Linked DNA regions of Mus musculus: region 2 is linked to region 1. A link is a loop called in an ENCODE intact Hi-C map of the cell type or tissue named here. Cell type or tissue: heart. All regions are shown on one strand. Links, peaks and the distances in the headings refer to the core of each region. The heading gives the core; the rest is flanking DNA.

What was found. Peaks named below come from ENCODE experiments on the same cell type or tissue, not always from the same donor. Only the 100,000 strongest peaks of a DNase experiment are listed, where the experiment ranks them.
Region 2: it touches region 1 in a loop (10-fold over the local background); 9 of 42 quality-filtered maps call a loop at or near these places.

The regions. Positions count from the first base shown.
Region 1 is chr3:126,041,370-126,051,615 of GRCm38, forward strand. No RefSeq gene overlaps it. Among named protein-coding and RNA genes, the nearest start is that of Gm40146, 60 kb to the right of the region's middle. In heart, for the core only: a CTCF peak has its summit at 5,175 (motif pointing right); no DNase peak of the experiment used is centred there.
Region 2 is chr3:126,397,668-126,407,913 of GRCm38, forward strand. The region is part of intron 1 of Arsj (arylsulfatase J); the gene reads left to right. It overlaps Gm35351 (a long non-coding RNA gene), which reads right to left and starts at 9,533. Exons shown (of 3, transcript XR_376048.3): 1 at 9,462-9,533; 2 at 219-409. In heart, for the core only: a CTCF peak has its summit at 5,394 (motif pointing left); no DNase peak of the experiment used is centred there; H3K27ac peaks cover 144 bases.

The sequences.
Region 1 (10,246 bases), core at 1,212-9,211:
GCCGCTAGGGTCAGTAGTGGACCTGTACATTGTAAAGGAGTATCTTTGTAGTCATTCCTTAAGCTTTATCGAATACATGGTATTGAGATAATTGTTACCAGGAATCTCTTTTTTTCCCCAAATTTTACTGTACTTAAATATGTCTAAAATAAACTGCCTGATATTAGACCCTAGAAGTTTGAACCTGCCCAGATAACTAAGAATTGTTGAACCAGAATCCCCTTCTTGCCTTTTACAGCCCCATTCCCTGTTAGCTGTAGCATTTGTAGGAAGCCCCACCTGTCTTATCTTTCTAAAAGTTTTGTATACATTTACTGAGGATTGTAGTTGGTGCAGAGACTACTGGCAACTTATTTGCTTTTGAAAGTTTGCTGTGTTCTCAACTCTTCTACTCAAGTGGAACTATTTGTAGTAGGTGTTTTGAAAATTCAGATTGCCATCAAGTTAACTTTATCCTTATTTTTAATTTTTAAATCCTAGCAAGAAGTATTTCCATATAAACACTTAGAGAACTACCCCAAATTTCTGGCTAGTATTTAGGATTAGCTCCCCCATATTGAAAAAATTCCTATTACCTATTCAAAGTCTAGTTTCCTTCAGAAAAGTAATAAAGTACTTGGCATACATGTCTCTTCAGTACAGTTCACCCTCTTGTTCTTTTAAATACCTACTCCAAATCAATCAATTTTAAGCCATATTAAGCAAAATGCCTTTATAACTCTCTAGAAGTTCTGTTTGAATTTACAATTTGCTTCTATAAAATGCTTTCATAATATATTTTTCATGGCTTAAGATGATCATGCCCAGACTTCTGCTTTTGTATTTTAGACTAACAAATGACAGAGGGGTTCAACATGATTTATACCCAGGTGGTTTCAAGTGACATGTCTTGATGTGGAAGCTGACTAATTTCACTCATTCACTGGTTGTGGGCCTATCTCATTCAGGATAAAACTTTTGTTTTCTTCCAAAAGCACTTTATCTTCTTAGATGCTTTAAAGGAATCCCTATCAAAGACATCAGACATCCAAAATACTTTGGACAGGTGACATCTCCTGTGATGGCACTGGAAAGAAAACCAACCAGGTAAAATTGCAACACAGCTTCATTCTGACTGTCTGCTTAGGGGAGTCATGTCTACTGTTCTCTTAAAATAACTTTGGCTGGGAATTCCTCATTATGTATGCTGTGGACTTCTTGGAAGCAACTCCTAAATAAATTATAATGTAGGTTAAAGTATTCTTTTCTTATAGGTAATATCCTTTTCACAATTTAAATTATATAAAAGAACATTATTTTTTTCTCAGAACTATGGCTGTTTTTATCTAGAAATGTAAGGAAACCATATTCAACAATATGGTTAAGGCAATAGAATTTGCTTTATGACTCTATGACATTCTGACATTTTTTCCCTGTGGAGAAAAGAGGAAGATAAACATTAATAATTACATGAGCAAGTGACCCTGAGAAGCAAATACACAGACTGCCTAGAACTGTACTTATGCCTGCAAGGGAACAGAAATGAGTTGTTAATGCCCATCTGAAATGCATGTATAACACTCTAATATCCTTTTAAAATGAACAAATCATCTCTTCTGTCCACACATGGATTATTACTGGATAAAATGTACAAATAGTTCCCTTTGCACGTGGTGTATGTATATGAGTGTGAGTGTGAGTGTGTGTGTGTGTGTGTGTGTGTGTGTGTGTGTGTGTGTGTGTGTGTGTGTGTTAGAGGAAATTGAGTGGTAGTGGAAAAGATAATTATATGCTGTGAAGGAGCAAGGTTGGTGTGTGTGTGTGTGTGTGTGTGTCTGTGTGTGTGTATGTGTGTGTGTGTGTGTGTGTCTGTGTGTGTGTGTGTGTAGGTAGCTAATTCTCTGCTTACCTATAGGAATGCTGGGATTAGAGTCTTCAGTGCCAGAGAAGAAAGTCAGCACCACTCTCTGCCTTCAAAGGACCCTACATCATCCAGTCATGCTGGCATTGACTAAGTTTCTGTCTCTCTCAGCTAACCAGCTAATATTAAAAGTCCTCAGATGCATTTATGTAATGTTATATATGAGAAAAATGGACTCCCATGTCCTAGCTTTATCGTGACCTGAAGTCAGTATTACTTGGATTCTCTTAGAACCCTGGGAATTTTGACAATAAATTACTCTTCTGTTTTAAACCTTTAGATATGGTATTTTGCTCCCCTATCTGAATTTTAAAACATAATGTGTCATTGTGACATTTCATACATCATCATAGTTTGTTCTTACCTTCCACGTAGCCCTCTTCCATCCTACCCTGATGTTCTTTTTAATTCTGCAAAAGTCTTTCATTAAAAAAAAATATTCATGTATGTGTGTGTGTGTGTGTGTGTGTGTGTGTTCACACTATGCATGTGTGTATGTCATGGAGCATGTGTAGGGCTCAAAGGAATATTTACAGAGGTATTATTTCATTCCACCGAGTGGGTCTCAGCAATCAGGTTTTCAGGCTTTGTGACAAGAGTGTTTACCTGTGGAACCCTCTTGACAGCTGGTCTCACTTTTTTGTCACAAACATTTTATTGCTCTGTTTTGTTTCCCCCTCCTACTCCTTTGAGACTATATCACAGCCACCCACCTGCTTCTGCCCTTGGGTTCTGGGATTACAGGTGCTTGTCACCATGCACAGTTAATATCTGCATACCATATTCTGTTTTATTTATTTCTACCTATTTTTTTCTAGTGGCAGTCTGCTTTTTTAAAGTTTAAATCTTTTTAAAGTTTCAGTCTTTTTTTTGTCCCTCCCTCCCTCCCTCAAATTTTCAGTCTTTTATGGTGTATGTATGTGCATGATAGTGTGTAGTGTGTGTGTGTGTGTGTGTGTGTGTGTGTGTGTGTGTGTGTGTGTGAGAGAGAGAGAGAGAGAGAGAGAGAGAGAGAGAGAGAGAGAGAGAGAAGAGTTACTTGTGGGAATCATTTAGATTCTGTTTGGAAAAGGAGAAAACATTTTTCAGAAACATCATTTGAGATAAAAATGTTCATGTTCTGTGGCTGGAGAGATGGCTGTGTTTAAGAAAGAGCACCTGCTACTTCAGAAGAGTTTGGTTTTCACATTCAAGTCAGGTGGGTCACAACTGCCTATAGCTCCAGCTCCAGGAGAATATGACACCCTCTTCTGGTTACCATGGACACCATCAGATATGTGAACACCGTTTACTGTTCCCAGGAGAGCACATCTACATACAAATAGTTGTAAAATGAGATCATCGTTTAAAAATTTTTAAGTTGCAGTGTCTTTAATACGTCACTAAGCAGCAACCATCTCCCTTTTTGCATCCCTCCTGTGACATAAGAAAGGCTGAGAAGAGAGAAAGGCTGGTCTCAGAGGGGACAATGGAGGAGAACTCAACCTTGGTAAAAGCCACTTTATAGTTCCAACTTTGTTCATAATAATTCTAGAAGAAAGTCCTAGGATTCTCTTAGGACACTGAATTTTGACAATAAAGTACCTTCTGTCTTAAACCCTTGGTTGTAATCAGATAAAGTGCTATTTGTAACACTAAACCATTCACTCATGAGATTCTCAGTTCGGAAGAAAACTGCAGTCTTAAAGCAGACTCTCATCTGATACATTTTAGGATATTTCAGCATGTAGTTCTTGTATGCTGTAATACATTAGTCTGGGAAAACAGTCTCTCCACAAATGGTTTTCTTCTTAGGACAGTCACTTAATGCCCTCTTCTGGTTATAGATCAAAGCAAAATCACTCTTATTGCAATGGTATTATCTGAAAACGTGAATGTACTATTTATTTTTTAATGATTTATTTCATAGTATGTTTCAACAATGTTTACTCTTTGCATATTTTAAAAGTTAATCTGCACTATTGATGCTAAAGGAATTCAAATGTTTAACCAAATTTTAATAAATATAGCTTAAAATATTTTTCAAGATTGGAGTCTATGTACTGGGAATTATTATTTTTGATAAAAATAAGCTAGCTCACAACTCTTTTCATACTTTTATAAAGAAAATCTTATATAGATATTCTAAACTATGGTGTTACTATAATTATTAATATCTAAGGTTCTGCCCACACATGTATATGGGAGTAGCTAAATCATCTGAATAGTCCATTAGTGGGTCAAATACATGATGGTATTTTAAATTTTTAACTTTATTTAATATGTATAGCCAGTTGTCCATACTTCAGTGGATGGCCCTAAACCTATGGTCACATAAGTAGCAATTAATGAACTAAATGGATTGTAAAAAGAGTGTATTAAGTTGGAAAAAGAACATGAAGAGGAAACAGGGAAGTTACAGGGGAATGATAGGGAGAGAATATGATCAAAAACACTGTTTACATATAGGAAACTCTCAAAGATTAAAAAAAAATAGAAACAACAATACTTCTAACTAATAAGAGATTTTAAAGCCTGTAGAATTAATAATTGATGTATATATGTAGGTAGCATCCGGATGCTACCTTGAACATACTGAACTGTATTGTTTGCAGTAAGATTATTATTTTTAGAGTAAACAATTTTAAGGTAAATTAATTTCAGATTGTCTTGGGCTAATAGTGGTGTACTCCTTTCAGAAAGGGAACCTGTGGAATAACTTCAAGACAACTCTGAGGATCCAGCCTCCCGAGTGGGCTGTCCAAAGTGGCTATTATCTAACGGATGCTAAGATCAGGGAAAGTGAAGCAATGTTCCTTTGGGAATTAAGTTCAGAAAAAAACAGACCTGCATTTTGTGCTTCCTCTCTTAGCCTTTCTGCCTCAGTCTGTTGCTCTGAGTAATGCCGTGTGCATACCAAACGCTTCATATGAGCAACCACCCGGGGAAAGCCAGATGCCATGGGGTTGATGCCTCTGGCTACAGGTCATTAAGGATCTGAAGCCCAGCCATAACACATCCACTGGCAAATGGAAGCTTACAGGTATTCAAAGAATCCAAGTGTAAACAATAGGATTTCTCCCATGTCCACCCACAAAAATCTATAGTATCTGTTCATAGATGAAATGCTCAGAATTACCAAATTGAAAAGAACTCAGGGGAGGCTCACACATAAGGAGAAATTTGGCAGCAGTCTAGAACTTGATTTGACCCCGAGAAAAACTGCAGCATAAAAACTAAACAAGGCATTTTTCGAACTAAGAAATTTACCAAAGTTTCTTGTCGACTTTGCCACTTGATGGAGCCATAATGCCAGATAACTTTAAAACCCACTTGATTTTCTCAGGAGCAGTCCTTGGGAGACATGTAGGCAAAAATACATTATCCTAGTCACTGTTTGTTCCATTGCCCACTGTCTTCCTCCTCTGAGCAATTGCTATAGCATGACGTGAGAAAATTTAAGATTGCCTTATGCTAATAGTACAGGATAGTTGCTTTATTTTTCTTTAGTTAGGGTGTGAGTGTTCAGGTGGGTGCTGATACAAATGAAATGTATGTTCGTGCCTGTAGGCAGAAGAAGTCTATCTTGGAGCTTTCAACAGTTGTTCTTATTATTTGAGACAGGATTTCTCGCTGGATCAGAAGCTAGCCTCTTGTGCTAGTCTGGCTGGCTAGCAAGGCCCAGCGAGTGACTTGTCTTGATGGATTACAGTATACACTGCCACACTGAGCTTGTCATGAGGATCCTGGGAATCTAAACTCAAATCTTCACCTTGCATGGTAAATCTATTCTAACAAATCAGAATTAGTAAAAACATTAAGGACAGAGATCATACCTTTAAGATGTGTATGCAAATATCATGAACAGAAGGGCCAGTTTTCTTAAAGAGTAAATCCTGGGCAGGATGTGTGGGTCAATCATAGGTTAGAGGAAGACTAAGCATTTCAAGGAAGAGTGAATGCATAAGGGAAAGAAGTGGTGGTTTTAGGCAACAGCCATAGCCTTATTCTTAGCAAGTCTGTTTAGTTTGTTTTGTAAATAAAGGGCATCAATCTATATAAAATCTTTGGCTCTCAACATTTCTAGAATCCAGAATTTCTCAGGATTTGTAAAGAAAAATCGCATCTGGTAGAATACAGCATCTTCCCAGAACATCTGAAGTAGTGCCAGATCAGTAAGTACCTTGAAGAATACATTCTACAATAATGGGACACTTTACATTTCCAGGTAGAGTATTAGGGACAAATGCAAGATAAGATGTGCCATGAAGTCAATGAGTGAAAAAAGGGAGTTTCAGGAATTAGGATGAGACAGAAGGAATGACAAGAAACTTCAGTAGCTTCAGGTGGTCTTGTTGTCCATGCACTATAGTTTTTGCTATTGTCTTAAAGTAGGGAAAGGAAAATGAGCTTCTATATTCTCATGTGATTAAATATTGGATAAGTGATGAAGAAGGGTGAAGTTGAGTGTTGTGGTTTCTTGAACCTGATAGTAGTTGACAATAGGAAACATACTGACCATCTTCACAAACCTGAGAGCATGACTTCTTCATTCCTGGTCTGTAACCTGTAACATTATATGTGAAGATTCTAGCCATCAAGGTCTGGTGACCAACACCTTCCCAGAAAATGGTCACTACCCCTTTCTATTGAACACCCAAACCAACAATGTGTAAGCTATAGTACATAGGCATTCTTTTAGATATATGTTGAGACACTGAGATGGAACTGAACTGAGTCTATGGGAAATGGATTGAGCCTACTTGTGTCTTCCACGTTCTATCATGTATAACATAGTAAGAGGCATGACTGTGGAAGGAGTGAGTGGGCCCCACTGGACTCTGAAGCTCTGATCCCTTCATGTTTGACTTCCCATCTTCTACGACTGTGTAAAACAAATTTCTCATGCTTAGAAATTATATAGTAGGTGGTATTTTGTACAGCAGTGGAACATGGTAGTCTACCAAGAGGTGACCAAGTGATTATCAGAACATGATATACGCTCCTACCTGTCTCCTTGTGCTATGTTGTCCAGAAGAAAAGAGACAGACAAACCTGATAATGTGATAACTTTACTTCTCACTCTCTGTTCACATATAGAAGCAACACGGAGAACTTGAGAAATGATTGTTTATAAGGGTTAACAAAGATTGTGATGTGTTTCTTAGTGACAATCTTTCCCTTTAGAGGGATGGGATCTCAGAGTGGCAGGGATGAGAAAAAGAAATTCAGTTGGGTCACTGAGAATGAATGACATTTGTGGAGCAATCTTACTTCCACACTTTGTTCTTAAAGGCATATTTATTTACTTACTGTGATTAAGCTTTAGATATTGACTTTCAAAGGATCTTAGGTCGTATAAATTCTAATGCAGTGGTGCGAACTATAGCATCATGAGAAAAATCCAAAATCTTGCAAGTAATATGTACCTATTCTTATAAAAAGTAAATCAATACCCTAGCCAAAATGGAAGGGATGGAGAGAATGTATTCAGTGTATCAATCGGCCAGTTGGTCTCAAGTGATAAATTTCATTTTTACTGCATTACCCAAGATGATTTTTCTTTGTGTATGTGGCCCAGAGAAGTCCAGAGTTTAGATATCCCATGTTCTAAAATACGGAATACTTTCTATAACACAAACTCCTGGCTTTCAAAGTTTCCACTGAGAAATCAGCTATTATTTATTCTGATACGCTTTCCTTTATATGTTGTGACTTAAGGTTTTGACTTTTGCTGCTTCAATTCTTTTTGTTCTATATTGTGTAGTGTTTTAACTATGATAGGCCATGGAGAACTTCTGGTTTTGTCTGCCATGGTCTTTTTTCCTTCTTCTGTCTCTGTGAGTATGTCTTTCTTCAGTTTGGAGAAGTTTTCCTTTTGATCTGGTTGAATATTTGATCTGTGACATTGGACTTGACCTAGAACGAATGTTTTACCTTGATCACAAATTTGTTTCAAGCTTACTTTTTTCTCTTAGTACAATTAGCCCATCACGTATGAAGGTTTTCTGAGCTTTATTTGCAACTTTATTCTATAGGGGGCTTGGGATTATTTGTGTTATTTTAAGCATTCTATGAAATCATTATCAAGAGTTGTGAAATCATCAATTCGTTTATACAGCATTATTACATAAGAGTACATTTTCATAATGATCTTCAGGAAATCTTAATAGGATGGGCTAGTGCCCCGGTATCATTATTAGGCTTTGTAATAGTGACAGGAAAGGCATATCACCAGCAAACTTCTGGGATGAAGTCTCTGGTGACTTTACATCTCAGAGCTCACCCATCTCAGGCCATGAAAAATGGTGGGCCATCTCTAGAAAACTCATTTGCATGCATTAGTCTTTCCTAGATGGCTCCTGACAATACATTATCCCAGGTATATCTTGGATTCTTTTATTTTCTTCAGTTATATTTAATACATTAAAAATTACCAATCATTTATATAAAACGTCCCTATATGACATCTATTTGTCTCCTCATTAATTGAGCAATCAACTTTACTCTGCCTCCTCTCAGATCAAACTACTTTTCCACTGCCTGCACATCAGAAATTGATTAATGTACCAAAATACAAGCTGCCTGTCACTTGCAAACCTTGTAACTGGGTGTAGAGCATGCCAATTATCACCATTTCCCATAAATAAAATCCAAAATCAATATAGAATTCAAAGTAATTCTACCATTTCAGCCTGGCTCCTACAGCTCCTTTAGAAATCTGAGTTTATAGAGCCACGGAATTATTGGTAACTCCAGAAATATACTGTTGGTTTCTTTGCATATATATCCAAAAGAGGGTTGATATCCACCCAGCTCCTCTGCTTTAATGTTTATTACAAATCTAAAGTTTGTGTGTCTTTTATTTGGGAACTATATGTTCTAAGTGAAATAATAAACCTCAGATTAATATTTACCACAACACAATATTTTACTGTTTTTTCCAATTTTTATTAGATATTTTCTTCATTTACATTTCAAATGCTATCCAGAAAGTCCCCTATACCCCCCCCCACACCCTGCTCCCCTACCCACCCACTCCCACTTCTTGGTCCTGGCATTCCCATGTATTGGGGCATATAAATTTTGCAACACCAAGGGGCCTCTCTTCCCAATGATGTCTGACTAGGCCATCTTCTGCTACATATGCAGCTAGAGACACGAGCTCTGGGGGTACTGGTTAGTTCATATTGTTGTTCCAACTATCAGGTTGCAGACCCCTTCAGCTCCTTGAGTACTTTCTCTAGCTCCTCCATTGGGGACCCTGTGTTCCATCCAATAGCTGACTATGAGCATCCACTTCTGTATTTGCTAGGCACTGGCATAGTCTCAGAAAATTAAATAATACTATTAAAAAATGGGGCACAGAGCTAAACAAAGAATTCTCAACTGAGAAATACCAAATGGCTGAGAAGCACCTACAAAATGTTCAACATCCTTAATCATTAGGGAAATGTAAATCAAAACAACCCTGAGATTTCATCTAACACCAGTCAGAATGGCTAAGATCAAAAATTCAGGTGACAGCAGATGCTGGCAAGGATGTGGAGAAAGAGGAACACTCCTCCACTGTTGGTGGGATTGCAAGCTTGTACAACCACTCTGGAAATCAGTCTGGCGGTTCCTCAGAAAATTGGACATAGTACTACCGGAAGATCCAGCAATACTTCTCCTGAGCATATACCCAGAAGATGTTACAACTTGTGATAAGGACATGTGCTCCACTATGTTCATAGCAGCCTTATTTATAATAGCCAGAAGCTGGAAAGAACCCAGATGCCCCTCAACAGAGGAATGGATACAGAAAATGTGGTACATTTACACAATGGAGTACTACTCAGCAATTAAAAACAGTTACTATGTTTCTTAAATATAGTAAACAAGCAGGATACAGCAAAATTCTTTCAAATGTAGGTCCAAAGTCATCCTATTAGAGAACTATTAGGAGTTCATACAGATTAGGCCATATCGATGACAACCTATAAGTTACTGTGGTGTCTACCAGAGGACGATTTCTAAGCAATCTATTAGGATACTGAAGTACTGAAGCCGTATTTCTGACAATTCGATTATGACAAATTGGAGTCAAAACATATGATGGAGAAAAGTTTTCTGATTAGATAGCAGCTCAAAACAACACTAAGATGGGCTTGGAAATTTCAAATACTATTCTTATAAATACACTTTCCCAGCAAAACTGAAATTACAAGAGACAAATGTTCAGTTGACCAGGCTGTGACCCAGGAAAATTCAGTAGTTTCCCTGATGAATGATCAGTAGCAATATTAAGACTCTGATGCTCTGCTTCTTAAAACGCCAGAGGACTTCAGAGTCTAGGGTTGCTCCCAAGTTCAGTTCTGTCTACTG
Region 2 (10,246 bases), core at 646-8,645, 360 kb after region 1:
TTCCTGATGTCTGCCAGAGCTGTTTCCACGGTAACTTTTTTTTTTCTTTTTGTATGTGTGCCAGGGACTTTGTATGCCACACTTAGCTCTCCCCTCTCTCCTGAAGAGTCCTGGGAGAATACCCTTTACCTGGTTGGGAACATTCACCTAAAGTTTGTGTCCTGTCACATTGAGAGTATGAGACAGAGAGAGACAGGTAAAATCAAAGGACCTCCTACCTTCAAGATGCCATCGATCGTGCCTCTGGAGGGATGCCACTGTGAAGTCAGACAGTACTGGGAATTAAGAGTTCTTGGGTCCATAGCAGTGAAGCATGGCTAGCAGCTCACGATTGTAAATGACTCTTTGGCTTCAAGTTCAGGGCTGTTGAACTCAGTGAGTAAGTTCTGCTGATAAGAGGTGGTTTTAGCTGCAGAAGACAAGACTCTCTCTGTTAAGGCACTTCTCAGCTTGAGCCCAACCCCTGCCTTCTGCATCCTTTCATTTAGCAGTGTCCGACCCTCTTGCTCTCAACAACTGTATCTCTGAGTCTTTCAGCAGGGGCTTGTGGTAGGCTAAACTGAGGCTCTCTGACCGGTGGGTGCTAGCTGATGTCAAGCTCTGAGCTAGCTCAGATGTCAACAGTGGTGGTTAGTTCAATGGTACCGGGGCCATTGTCTTCCAAGTAGTTTATCCTGACAAAACGGGATTTCTGTTGGCCTCTGACCCACAGACTGGAGAAGTTACTCTCTCTTTCTAGAACAGCAGTAGTGGGATGTGAGGCAGCTGTGGCCTGGGGGTAAAGCTGCTGTGGCTGCCTCCAGCTTATCTTTGGAAGCAGCGTCCACTTCCCCTCCCTCTACCAGTGAACTTTGTGGCTGAGGCTGTGTGTTTCTTCACTTTACCTTGTAAATGAATGATTTGTTCCTTAGGCCCTGGTTCGTTTGTTTGTTTATTTGTTTGTTTTAAATTTTTGGAGCTTGTTTCATCATTGGATTATAAGTGTTCAAAAGCTCAGTGTGAAATTCAGTGAATCATTAAAGTTGCACAAAAAGAAAAATGGGTTAAATGATCTAATCTCTTAACTTGTAAACTGAATATAGTGCAGCAGAATAGACAGAGCACAGCATTCCAGGGCACTTCACCTTCCTAAGACAGGTGGACTTGAGATGGAGAACAGGGAAATCTTCTGTTATTATCAGTTAAATTCTGATATGTGAGCTTCTCTACTCTGTAAAATGTCATGTTTTTATCTCAGACATACATACTGATAACATGAGACAGAACATTAAGTAGTGGTAAATAAGCCGGGCGTGGTGTCGAACGCCTTTAATCCCAGCACTTGGGAGGCAGAGGCAGGTGGATTTCTAAATTCAAGGCCAGCCTGGTCTACAGAGTGAGTTCCAGGACAGCCAAGACTACAGAGAAACCCTGTCTCCAAAAACAAAAACAAAAAACAAACAAACAAAGTAGTGGTAAATAAGGCAACTTAAGGGAAACCAGAATTGCTCTTTTTCCAAAAGGAAATCTTTGAGATGAAGTAACGTGAAGGAATTGGTTCTCGGTTCCAGGAACAGTGGGAAAATCTTAGAATTGTATCCTTTGTTTCTATTAAAATTACCAGCTTGACAGTTTGCAGTGCTGAAACACAGCACTCAATCTACTCAGAGCATCTCAAACTATTTTCTATCTCAGCTAAATAAACTTGGTCACGCTGTGTTCCCATGAAGAGGAATGCAGTGTCTTTAAAATTTGAAAGACCTGTTATTTGATCTATCTCTTGTTATTTTCATGACTAGAAGGGTTACTGGCAAGCCTTAAAGAGCAGTGCTAGCTCAAGCATGCTTGGCATGAAAACTTATCACTCAACATGGCGAGAGCACTGCCTAAAGGTGTGAAGATCTGAGTTCCCTTCAGCCCTGGAACACCCAGGCCAAAGGTACCTACAGGGGGCGTGCTTTGAACATTGCTCCTCACAAAGTGCATTTCAGACCAGTGCTCTTCACTGCATTTGTCTATGGTTCAGTTGCTCATTTGTGCTGAGCAGGAGTCCATAACCATTAAGATCCCCGTGTATTTAAGAAAGGTGGGCGTCAGGGAGATGATATGACTCTGTGGCTTTAGTCTCCCCAAACCTCAAAGCTCAGCACGTGGGGAGGGGATAGTTTTGATACAACACGGGTGTTTCCTTAGGTCTTCACAGAAAACCTCAGCATTCACTAATATCAGTGACTCTCAAGTACTATCTCCAGGAACTGTTGGGAAATAGCTCCTTATGATAGAAGAGACTGTATATTAATGTTTCCTGAAAAATACATTAAAATCTGAACCATGATAGGACCGTCCTTCAGTGTAGACTGGCTAGACATTTTTGAAGAATCAGCATATTATATGGGAAAAAATAGCAGATGTAGAATCCAAAAAAAAAAATCTCATTTGGAGTTGACAGGTGTGCTTTAAAGTTGTTTTTTTATAAGATCTATCTAGGCCACTAAATCTTTGTACTATTTTAAGACTAGGTTACTTTAGCTATAAATGGGGATTGTAGTAGTTATAGAAGACATGCAAAGCAACAGAAGACTTGAAACACAACAGGTCAGTCATCATAATTTGCATGGTGTTTATGAAGCTCTACCCATGGGAGCAGGGAGCTTCTTTTACAAGAAGAGCAACAACCTAGCTCTTGCAGGTCAACTGGGCTTCCAGTGTTTCCATTGTTTTTTCCCAGCCCTTTTTCTTATTTAATTACATGGTCACTGAGATAATCACGAAGCTCAAAGCTCGCTAAGACCGTATAGGCGTTGATGTATTGTGTTAAGTGAATATCTCCATAACAACCAGGCTCCTTGCTGATTTTGACCGATTTTACATACAATTGGTGGCGGGATGGCAAGTGAAGTGTATCTCCTTGCACTGCTAAAGGCCAGCCTCATCCTGGGTTTATACAGTGCCTCTCGTCTAGTGGAACCCTGAGTGGCTTCAGAATACTCCTGACCGGTGTCTACTTTTCCAGCCCCACCCTTCTCTCGTCCCCTGCCTGTGTAAAAAGATCCTTGATTTTATTTTTCCTCAGATTTTCCCAATAATGAATTGTATCCATCTGGCATGGGCTCACAAACAGATGCTTGCACATGCTAAAGAAAACAGTCAAGAAATTGAGACAGGAAAGAAAAGAGCAGGGCTCCATTTATAGGAAGGAAGAGGAGATGAAAATAACACGAGACAAATAAGTACACAGAGAACAGCAAAAGGCAGAAGGTTGTCTCACTAGAACAAGCCCCAGATGGTTTCTAGAAGGCTCCACGGCTCCTAGAACATAGGTGTGGGTTGTCTGTGGACATTTTAGAAGCAGCCCACTTTAGGAAGTTGCACGTTGATCCATTGCTGTCTGCTATGAGTCGGGACCAGCTGTCTTGTTGCTGTGAGATAAATTTCCACCTATTGTACTGGCATGTGAAAACAAAAATATGCCCATCAGTGCTGTGGGAATCTTCATCCTCAGAATAATGTGTGTAGTGAAAGATAAGAGAGATGATGTTGAAAGTTACATTTGATGTTTGAGCTTCAAATGACATAAAGGGGAAAAATCCTTTTGACAGCTTGAAGCCAACTTTGAAATAAGGCATATTGTTTAGTTTAGTTTCTTAGTATTTATGATGAATTTTAAATAAAATTTTATGCAATTGAAAATATAAACAAGTAATGCGATTGTGGGCCTGTCCACAAGTCCATAAGTCCGAAGCATTTTCCAGTTCATACTTCTTGAAAATGAAGTTTGTTTGTGCGTTAATGAGAGAATGCTATTAGGGGAGCTTAATAAGTTCAGCAAATTAAGTGTTAATTTCAGGGGAAAACTGAATCAGTTGAAAGGAATATTGCTTTTTTTTTGTGACTGAAAAGGGGTAGAGCCGTGGGAAGTCATTGTTAATAGCTTTTATCTATCTAGATATATAACAAATTCACTCAGATTTTTTAAATGTTAGCCCCTTTTGGAAACCAGAAGTCCCTGTAGAAAATTCCAAACAGTTACATCCTCCTGTGCTCAGGAAGATCCTAGAGGCGCAGAACAGTTAAACTCTAGAAAACTGGACTTTATAAAAAGAATGGTGCTTACTACAGTTACGTATAGCTCATTCTAGAGTGTTCTAGAAATACATAGAATACTAGGAATACTTTCTTTTGAGTTGTAGGCCTTCTCAAACAGTTTCATTCAATCTCATGCCATGCGTCTACAACACCAGGGACCTTATCATTTCATGAGTTAACCTTTGGAGTCACCTTTATTTTTCTGAGTACTTGGTCTTTGTCATTTTAGTCAGTTCTTTAAAGGTTCGTTTATTGAGCTTTCACCAATCATTTTAACTTAAACTGTATTTATCCACCCACCTAGATTTACAGATGGACAAATTCAACGTGTTTTTAGCCCTCGAAGCGTACCCACCCTTAACTGCTTCATGTATTTTCAGTGCATTGGTCTAGGATGGTACTTATGTACCCAATACTTGGGGGAAATGGTGCATATCTTATCTGATGTTAGAATCGATACTGTACTTTGCACTTACATTTATTAAATGCATACAAGTAAACTAAGTTATCTATTATACTTATAGGTTATATGTTTTCCTCAAGACTTTAAAGAAAACCACATGTGTCAATAGTTTTGTTCGTGTCGTCGACCACTATACAGTGAACTTCAGACTGTGAGTGACTAGTGAGAAGACAGACTCTCTACAGATACTAACAGGGAGGGTCAGGTCTTGGAGCAGAGTGCCATCAGATCCCCCACTCCAAGCCCCCAGCCAAGTTTCCTCCCAGACATTCTAATGACTAAAGCATCAAGCCTACAGTCTTTTAACATAGTCTGTGCAATAGAGTTATGCTGTCTTCTGCTCATATCAAACATGGCTATGCTGTCTAAATTCCTACCACCCTGTTCCCAGTTTCCTTCTAGTTAAATAGGCATGATACTCCTTTATAAAGTTGTTCCAGCCATGGAAGAATTTTTGGGTTCTCTCATAGACATGTGGTAAGTAGTCAACACATTGAGTCTATGAATGCTGAGTCTACACCATTTTGATCTTAGCTTTGAAATCAGACTTCCACTTCAACCATTACTCCAAGACTTTCGTTTCATAGCTATTGTCTGACATCTGCCCTAGATTTGGTAGATTGCATTGCTTTGTGAGTGGTTGAGAGCTTACTAGCTGACTTGAACACGATAGTCCTCTTATGATTCACTTTTAAGGTGGAATTTGAGGATAGGCCTGACTGATATTAACCTCTCCTACAAAGAGCTGGGAACTGGCCTTCACTGCCCATCTTAAATGGTACAATTGGTCTATTTGTCCTTTTGACCAGGCCTCAGCTTGGGACTTATTTCTTTACCCTCTATTGCCCTCTAGTGACTGCTTTCAGTACTGCCTCACCCGGGGTTTATCCTCCCACTGAAACCCTTGGTTTTCTAAGGACTATAAGAACAGTTAGTTGAATCGTTGCACAGAGTAGATTAAATTACATGCTGCATTTTAAACATATATCCATGTATTAAATTATTAATAATAGATATTTAAGACTCATGAAAATGAAGGAAATCAAGATACTGAAGGTGTAAAATGTGCCATGTCAAAAAGAGAAGCAGTTTAAACATTAGAAATTTATACTAATTACTACAGGCGCCATGATTAAACATTCTCCTTTGTTAGCCAATTGGTTGCATGGAAGTCACAAAAGGCATTATCGATCATTAAAAGCAACTTTGTATTATTTACAAAGTGCATGCAAAAAGAACATTGTTTAAGTTTGTTCTAACATAACGCTATCAGGGAAAGTTAAACATATGTTATACCTTAGTTTCAATAAGGAAAATTTATAAAAAAGGTGATTGATTTAAATTTTAAAATACAGTGAGTAATGAACAAAATGTTGATTTTTGCCATCCAAAGTACTTTAGTATTTGTCATTAACACAAGTACTGTTACCTCAAACTCAAACATAATTCACACGAAGACACAAATTTACTAAAATTAACAGGAGGGTGCAGTAATACTTTGATGAGAAAGCAAATATTTTTAAGACTTACAAATAGCTGGAAGATTGAGGGAAAGGCTCAAGAAATAGAAAATTCTCGATAAAGATCAAGAAAATAGATGATTCTTCTACAAGATGTGGGGAAGCTGGCTTAAAAACAACCAAGATAAAAAAAAATCTTAGTTTTCTGTGCTTGGAAGAACACAGTAAGATGTACAGCCAACAGACACTGAACTTCCCATGGAGGAAGGGGATAGTCCTATGGAATTCTGCAATGCTGAGAACCCATCCAGAGTACTAAATTCAACTCAAAGTGCCAGGTTAGCTCTGGCAAGCACAGACCATGATGCCTGGCAAAGTAACCAACTCAAGAGGAGGGGAGCAATCCTTACATGTGTGACGAACTCTGGGGGAGGGGGGTTCTGTACTTTCTGAGATTCTAAGCAAGGAGAGCCTGGGTGAACATTAAATTGAACCCATTATTAGTAACTACCTCAGATGGCCTGGAGTGAGGGGCCAGTTCTTAGTAGTTAGTGCATGTTGTGCAACTTCGCACACCTGCCTGAGACTGGACTCCAGAAGACACCTAAGAAGCCAGAGCAAACCTGTGCATGTCTGTAATCCCTGCACTGGAGACAAAGGACACAAGAGACTGTATGTAGCCAAGGGTAGCCTTGAATTTCATGATCTTCCTGCCTTAGCCTGATGAGTCTTGCACCATCGTGCCCAATTCTGAAGTAATTGTTACTACACTATCATGACTTGACTCTTGTAATTTAAAAAGTAAAGGCATGTAGACAGAGGAAGTAAGAAGCTAGAGACTTCTGTACAAGAAACAGAAGAGATACATCCATGTAACAGCAACAATATAGTTACTGTGTCTTGATGTGAAACCTGCTAAACTATAATGCTATGGATGGGGAGAAGTTATATAATTTATGCAAATATACAACATTATAAATATATTATTATTATTATTGAGGCAAACAGAAATTAAGGTTATGTAAATTAGAAAGAAACTTGGGAGAGTTTTACATATTAAAGACATAAATTATTTCTTCATATAGCTGTATATAGGAAGTGGTATAAAAAAGAACCTTTTATTTCATTACTATTTTTACTCTCTAATGTTCAGTGTTGATCATGTATAAAATCTGAGGTGTGTAAATGCGGTCCTTTCCACCATGCCCTAGTTCCCAAATAATGACTCAGGGGCTTATTATTTATTTAAAAATGCCCATGCCAAGCTAGGCCTGACCCTGTTAGCTTATAACTTAAATTAACCTGTTTCTACTTTTCTACTATTCTGTCTGCCACATGGCTACCTCTCTTCTGTTTTATGAGTCAAACTTCCTCCCAGTCCAAGCAGAGAATCTTCCCACACCTCAGACTCTTTCCTAGAGTTCCTCTCTCTCTGCCAAATGCCCCACCATTTTTTAACCCTTACCTCCCCCTTTTTAATGCCCCACCTTTTAATCCTGCCTCAATTTATTGGCCATCAGATTTTTATTGACAGGTGATGCTTCCACACAATACACAAGAAATCTTATCCCTACAGAAGTGGTAATTCACTTTGGAAAACATGATATTTTAAAATCGTCGTCAGTATCTTTTGCTTTTTGATGCATTTATTTTTGGTGCAAAAGTGTCTTTTGACATGTAAATCTTCTTGATATAAGCCCTTTTCTGTCTACATCGTTGCATTTATGCATGCCGACTACAAGTAAATCCAGAGTGGTGGCCCCATTAGAAGAGCTGTTTGCTTTAATTAAGGAGAGCAAGTACAGTCCCTGCTTTATCTAATTCAAGGAAGGAGACAGATAACAAACTGGAAAACAGGCTGTGCAAAGGGCGAAGAGGGAGATTCGGTCTCGCTGTCTTTCATTCAACCATCGAACAGGGTTAAATGTGATTTACACTCTTTTTATTTTAACTTAATCATTCCAATAACTGCAAAGCAAATTACTTTTATGCCGAGAGGGAAAAGTGATTCTAGGGGGAAATTTTTTTAAAGAATAGAAAGAAAGAGATTGCTTTCCTAAATCACTCTGCCAGCAACTCTGAACCAATTGATATTTTTCAAGCCCCTATGGGTTCCATCAAGATCCAAAATGGTTGGTTAAAATTACAGAAGCTATGTAGAAATTACTTAAGGGAAGTGTTTTGCCTTCCTTGAAAAAGAAGGAGAGACAAAAATAAAAAAAAAAAAAAAAAAAGCAGACCACGAGAATGTACCCAGTCCATTAAAAACAGACCACGAGAAAGTACCCAGTCCATTTCTAAGCAGTAATGATCATATGTTTATATAAACAGATCTATAGAAGCATAAAGGTAGCCTATATCGAGCATGTTAATATTTCTAGGGTTTCTGAGGGCAATTGTGCCAGGTTTTCATGGCTGTTTATGATGTCGCTTCATTCCTCAAAAACCTCCCCCTAATTTACATGCCTTGGAGTCAGTTCCACGGAATTCAGTGACCGCAACAGTAACATCAATTTCAGTAGTAAAAGTTGAAGTACCTCTATCCTAGCTTGTCCCCTTGTCAAAACTAATATTGAGGAGAGACTAAAAAAGAACTATGACATCATTTGTCTATTTGAACCCAGAAATGCTTGTTAATTTTTCTGTGTACTATTGTTCTCCATACTAGCACATAACTTCAAGAGCTAAAAATATTATCCTCAACTCCTGAGTTAAAATATATCCAAGATTTTTTTAAAGTCATAACTTTAGGAGAGAGCAATTAAAATGCTACTGATTCAAATGAGAATTGGGGAGGGTGTTTGTAAATACTTGTAAAGTTAAAGTGAATTTGATGAACATAATCCTGGTTAACACGCTTTAAAATATAATATTTGGGGCAATGATTTTCTATAGAGAAAAATAAAATTTATTTTTAATGAACAAATTTAGTTACATTGGTATGGTTAAAATAATTTGTTCTGCTCTCAATTTGCTACCACTTACATTGATAAAATACCCTTGGCAGTCAGAAGGCTTACATCTATTTCTATAAAAATGATGGTCCCCAGAAAGTCCTCTACCTGCCCCATCCCCAGCATGCCCCTGAAAGGACACCATGTAATCACTTTAGCCTGATTCCAGACCATGGACAACTGCTTTAATACAGAACATAATTTTGTTGGACTTGTTGGTTTCAATTTTTTTGAATAGATCATTTTTGATGGCTAATTGATTCTACAACGATGAACCCTTAGACACCTGCTTACTTGACAAGGAACTAGTAACTTAATGCAGTAGTTTATCTTTTGCTTGCCACATCAAATCAGTTCAACACAAGTCTATCATAGTTCTTTTTTTTTTTTTAACTAACCAGATCTTATCTTCTTCTGCTTAAAACTTCCCAATTTCCTTTACTGAATTTAGCATACAAGCAAAGACTAGGAACAAACAAATGTGCACAACATCTTTCGACTGTGGTCATAGATACTCACTTGTGAAAGGAGCTCTTGAATATCTTTGGTGATTTCCAGCTGTTGTATAAATATTTCCTCCTCTGAATGGAAATATTCTATCCTGAAGGGAGAAGGAAAACTGAAAAGACTCAAGGATCCATGGAAACTTCCAAGGCTCAGAATGTTCAGAAAGCCACAAGATTGTCAAGAATCCTTCCCAAGCTTTTACTAGCAGTAATAACCGCTAGGGCAGGAAGACCCTCCACAGTGTTCAAGCTGACTGCACATTGTGCAGAGGACTCTTGTTTTCAGATTTAAAAGTTGTCATCCACTCTGGTATGTCTTCCACCCCCACCCAACAGCGGTGCAGCTGCCTTGAGAATTTAATGCTCATGAGATTAACTCCAGTAAGCTCACTGGTTCATCAAACTAGAGTTGGGTAAAATTGTTTCTTTGGTCTTTTGTTAGTGCCCTGTCTGTAGTTTGTTCATAGCTACCTAGCAAAAGTCTCACACACCAACATATCTTAGACCAAAGCGCCACAAGGTTTAGACTGGGGACCGCTAAGTTCTTTGTAATTAAAGTCCATTACCTTGGGGCTCGAAGTTGCTCTGTTGTCTTAAAAGGGTTGACAGCATCTGTCACCTGCTCCTCTCTTAGTTGTGAGGGTGTAATGAAGGTCTGGTGAGGGGACAGCTTCCCAGCTCACAGCTGGATACTGAGATGTCAGGGACTGAGTGCTAACAGGAGAGACTATCATCCTGGCTACAGGGCATGCAAGGGTTCTGACACTGGAATAAATAAGTTTATGAGCATGAGGAACT